Linked DNA regions of Homo sapiens: region 2 is linked to region 1. Evidence: read pairs that join two places in POLR2A ChIA-PET (ENCODE). Cell type or tissue: PC-9. All regions are shown on one strand.

Region 1 (2,500 bases):
GACCTGAAATGCCTTCTGATGAGAGTGTCCAAAGGAGTCTGTAATCTGGAACTGTCCATTCATCTGTTCAACAAGTACTGAGCTAGGCACTTACAGTGAACACACAAGTGAATCAGAAGTGATCTCTGCCTGCAAGAATCCAACAGTTTAATGATGGAGTAAAACATTCAGATAACACAACTCCAAGACAAAATGAGATGCATGCCCCATGCTGCTACAGAGGCAAGGAAGAAGCTTGAAATCTGGCAAAAGATGATCCAGATGAGGTGCGAGTTGATCTGACTTCAAAAGGAACAGGCACAGGTGCATCCAGCAACAAGCACTCACTCAGGAAACAGGAAAGTCTTGTGTATCAAGGACAGAGAATGGGGCTGGAGAGCCAGGACGAGGTCAATTCTGGAGATCCTTTAACACCAGACCACAGAGCTGGGTTTTAGCTTGCAGGCAGTGAAGAACTCCCTAGGATCTCAATTGTTCAAACCAATCTCAAAAGTCCTGGTACTCTCTTGGACTCTCCTACTGGGCTTTTGAAGACAAATCTCTTTCTCACTTGGGGCAAACCAGGGAGGAACCTGCCCACAAGAATTGCAATGAGCATCCCTTCTCACCAGCAAAGACAGACCCCTGCTCAGACCTGGCAAAGCTGGGTCAAGATGGCACCCACCACCACATGAACAGGCAACATTCACGACCAACACATAAAGGGCAACTCGTTTGTCCCAGGAGGTCTCCAGGGGTTCTAAAGGTCCATTTGTCATCAGCACAACTAAACCTAGTCCGTCCAAACTCCCTATCTCTGAAGGAAGCACTGATTCTGCAAATATAAAATAAAATCCAATAACTCAAAAACAACAAAAGAAACTAAAACCACTTGGGTAATTCAAGAGGGCAAGCAATTTCAGGTCTATTAATAAAACCCTTAGAGCAGGGCCATCTTTTGCCTTTGAGCTAGGTCTCCTTGGTGACCTCACCCATAAACAATGCAGTAGTGAGACTGCTCACAAAAGTCACAAGAACTATTTTCCCTTTGTTCCAGAAAGATTCCTAATCTGGTTGTGGTGCTGTTTCCATGGAAAATGCTAACGAGTAGGAATATCAATGTGAAAATAAGACAATGTTGAGGTACTTTCACCATTATCTCTTTCTCCAAATTTTACATCTGAGTTATGAGAGGGAGAGAATACATTGAGAACAAAGGCCCTCACAAAGTGTCTCCCTGTCACATATCATATGTAAAATTACCACCACCAAGAGCAGTGACAGTGAAAGCTAATTAAAATCTCTATGTGTGCTTTTACATTTTTTAAAACACTCTTGGTAGCTGGGAAATAAAGAGATCAGGGAAAATGTGACTTTGGAATTCATTTTTTAGAAGTATTCCCATCTCCCACTGGAAGAAACCTATAGAAAAACTAAAAACTGTAAACCAACATGTAGCCACCTCAAGCCCCCACTTACCACCCAACTTCAAGCCCTGCCTCTGTACATGCAAACCAGGACACTGACAGTGGAGCCACTGTGGGCAGGCCTCTGGCAGAAGGAATGCTCTCTCTCATCTGGAGAACTCAGCCAGCCCAGGAGAACACAGGTATCACCTAATGCCCTCAGGACTATCATCTGGCCCCATAACCAGGGTTCCGTGAGGACCAGACTCTTGGATGGCCAGATGCACACCCACTAGGAAGGTGTGAACAAATTCACATCATTCCAGAACAGTGTACCTGGGAGCAGGTGGGCACTGATGTACGAAGATAACTGAGGTCATAGATACCCACAGGATCAGTCAGAGAAACCTGCACAGGCCAAGACTAACACTAATGCTGCTGAACGCTTCACAGCACTGCTCAGCTCAGCAGTGCAGGGGCCAGACATGTTCTTCAACCACTAGTGAGACGCAGATAAATGTGATGGAAACGCAACTGATGTAGAGTTGGAGCCCCTGGGCTCTTGACCTGGTCCAGGTTTTAATTTATCAAATTCCAGGGAAATCACAAACTAGGCACTTCAGTGCCCCCTGCCAGATGTGGTCCCTTTCCCCAGCCCTCACCTCCCTCCCCCAGTCTATGATTCTGTGCTGGTGGAGTGCCCCAAATGGTAACAATGGTGTTTATTCTGTTTTGTCATTTGCTCCTAAAAACAAGGCCTGCCCCACCATAGGGAAATCATTACTCCCTGCCTCAGTGAGGGCATCAAGGTTCAGAGAATGGGGGGCTGGGGGGGTTCTTGACCTCAACATTCTGTGTACAACCAGCAAGGCTGGAAAGGGGCAGGACTTTGACTTCCACTGTCACCTCCCGAAGCTAGCATGGATACTACTACAGTATTTCCTGAACTACTGACACTCAGGAAATCATTGCTTCTACCATGACCTTGTACTGTGGTCCACAGGTTTTTCTTTAAATACATTTTTTTTTTGAGACAAAGTCTTGTTCTGTTGCCCAGGCTGGAGTGCAGTGGCACAATCCCGACTCACTGCAACCTCCACCTCCCGGGTTCAAGC
Region 2 (2,500 bases), 73 kb before region 1:
CGGTAGCAGAGTTACTGCCAGCACACTTCCCTCCTCACAACTGAATGGCTCACAGAGTAGGGGGCAGGGCAGCCTCTGGACTGGGAAAAGGCCACCTGAGTGCACCTCCTCTCCCCATGGGGAGATTTCAGGGCATTTTCCCTGCACCTCTAGATACAATCCTAGGCACACAGTCACCAAATCCATCAAGCTCTGAAACAAGGTAATTTTTTCATGTAAATCTGTGGCAATCTCATTTGGCAGCACAACCAGACCTGAGCTGATATAAGACTACTTGCAATCTTTACTTATCCCATTTTATGTAAATATTCATACTTTTCAGTGTGGCAATAATATGAGCTTGGTTGCAGAGTGCTGTCTCAGGCTCCCCCGGGGATGTTAAATCCTGTATGTATACCATGGTACACATATGCGATGGGCACCATATTACTTACATAAGTAAACACCAACTGTGTACCACAGTACTTTCTAAAATCTGAAAACCTGTGCATTCCAAAGCATCTGGCCACAGGGGCTTCAGATAAAGGACTATGCACCGTATCAGATACTGCACTATGACACCAAGGCTGGTATTTAATGAAACATCATCCAAGTGATATGATGGTGGGCTCCGGGTATCTGTTGTATGCCAGAAAAATATCAGTGTCTCATCAACTCCTGAAGATGGCACAACACCTGCTTGTCAGGCCAGCAAAGCCAAAGAGCATGCCAGTCACTACCAGGATCATCACTAGACACGAACATGGTACAGTGCTAAGAACCTCGTCTAGGGAAAGGCAAAACAAAAGACCCAATGTTCAGGCAAGACAATCAGAAGGAGAATAGGCTTCTTCTGAGAACAGACCAACAAAAAGAAAGAAAAAAAAATAACAGGCCCTAAGCAGATAAGCAGACCCTAAGCTAATGGAGAGTAAATTAATCAAATTTGTAAAGTTGTAACTGACAAAGCAAGAGTGAACTTGGTATGTGCACTAAATTCTGTGGGCTGTAGAGTTCATGACCCAAACACATGACGGAAGCTGGAACTATAGGTTTCAAAAAGCTTTAAATTCATAGATGCTGCATCCAGAGCTAACGTGAGGTTCTGGAAGGCAGGCAGGGATGGCCAGTGATGCATCCTTGCCCAAGAGGGCACTGCAGTGCCAGGCTTCCATCCCAGAGGGACACCAGCCACTTGTGGTGCACTGCTGGGTCTCCCCATCCATGAGATATAGGCTTAGACCTGACTAAAGATATTCCAGCTATTCAGCCAGGGACCCTTTATTCATACACACAAACAAAAAGAAATAAGAGCCTGAAAAGGAGAGCAGCTCTGCTCAAACTGGGGATGGAAGGACTCAGTACCTGAGTGGCTGGCACTGCTGCCCCACAACCCCTTATCCCCAGGGGATGCCTGGGATTCGGTGGACAACGTGAGAACCCATGCAGCCAAGGGTCTCTGAGAGCCTTGCACCTCTACACTCATGCTTGTTACCCTGAGATCTCTACTGGGAACAAGAAATACAGGACTTGATGGACTGCTTTTCTGTTCTGGTGACAGGGGATGGTCAGTTGTCCCTATACTTAATGATTTTTCTATTATATGGCAATAGACAGGTAGAACCACAGTTCCCAAACAAGATATGCACAAGGTCTCTGCACTACTCGTCTGTAAACTGCCTGTGTGTGTATTCCAAGGAGAACGCATCAGTGAACGCACATCCCCCACCACTGTTCAGACACCTAGCTGTGTCACCCTCTGCATTCTTTTTTTTTTTTTTTTGAGATGGAGTCTCACTCTATCACCCAGGCTGGAGTGCAGTAGTGTGATTTCGGCTTACTGCAACCTCCGCCTCCCAGGTTCAAGCAATTCTCCTACCTCAGCCGCCCGAGTAGCTGGGATTACAGGCATGCGTCACCACGCCTGGCTAATTTTTGTATTTTTAGTAGAGATGGGGTTTCACCATGTTGGCCAGGCTGGTCTCGAACTCCTGACCTCAGCTGACTCACCTACCTCGGCCTCCCAAAGTGCTGGGATTACAGGCGTGAGCCACCGAGCCCGGCCACCCTCTGTATTCTTCGTGTCCTGTGGGAAAGGCTTGCTTTTCACACAAAATCTCTTAAGGTACTTAGGTAAGAGGCTGTCACAGCCTGGCCAGGGGGGTTTAGCAACCCCCCAGGAAAAATAAAAGTAGGGAGCCCCCTCTGTCCTGCTGCAGAGACCCCCGTAGCCAGTGTGTGCCCTGCCCTACACCCCGCTTGCTGGGCCTGGCCTGAGCAAGCAATGCCAGATGAGGCCCCAAAACCAAGAGGATACCTCAAAAATGAGGCCTGAGAAACCTGCCGAACTTCCTGTCACTTTGTGCTTCAAAATGTGTTCTGTTATAATGAAAAGATTTAGAGGGCAGCCAGGCCCAGAGAGGGGAGACCTGCAGATTGATCCACCCCACGCTTCCCACAAAGATAAAGTCTGACCAGCTGAGGAACTCAAAAGATGGAGGGGAATGTTCACTCTTTAAAG

The links. Peaks named below come from ENCODE experiments on the same cell type or tissue, not always from the same donor. Only the 100,000 strongest peaks of a DNase experiment are listed, where the experiment ranks them.
Region 2: POLR2A ChIA-PET joins it to region 1 with 20 read pairs; 3 of 35 experiments call an interaction of 5 or more read pairs at or near these places.

Annotation. Positions count from the first base shown.
Region 1 is chr2:98,501,249-98,503,748 of GRCh38, reverse strand. All of the region lies in intron 1 of INPP4A (inositol polyphosphate-4-phosphatase type I A), which reads right to left. Among named protein-coding and RNA genes, the nearest start is that of INPP4A, 58 kb to the right of the region's middle. In PC-9, no CTCF peak of the experiment used is centred here; a DNase peak (open chromatin) is centred at 998; H3K27ac peaks cover 1,356 bases.
Region 2 is chr2:98,573,900-98,576,399 of GRCh38, reverse strand. All of the region lies in intron 23 of INPP4A (inositol polyphosphate-4-phosphatase type I A), which reads right to left. Among named protein-coding and RNA genes, the nearest start is that of COA5, 33 kb to the left of the region's middle. RefSeq lists a silencer at 1,970-2,152. In PC-9, no CTCF peak of the experiment used is centred here; no DNase peak of the experiment used is centred here.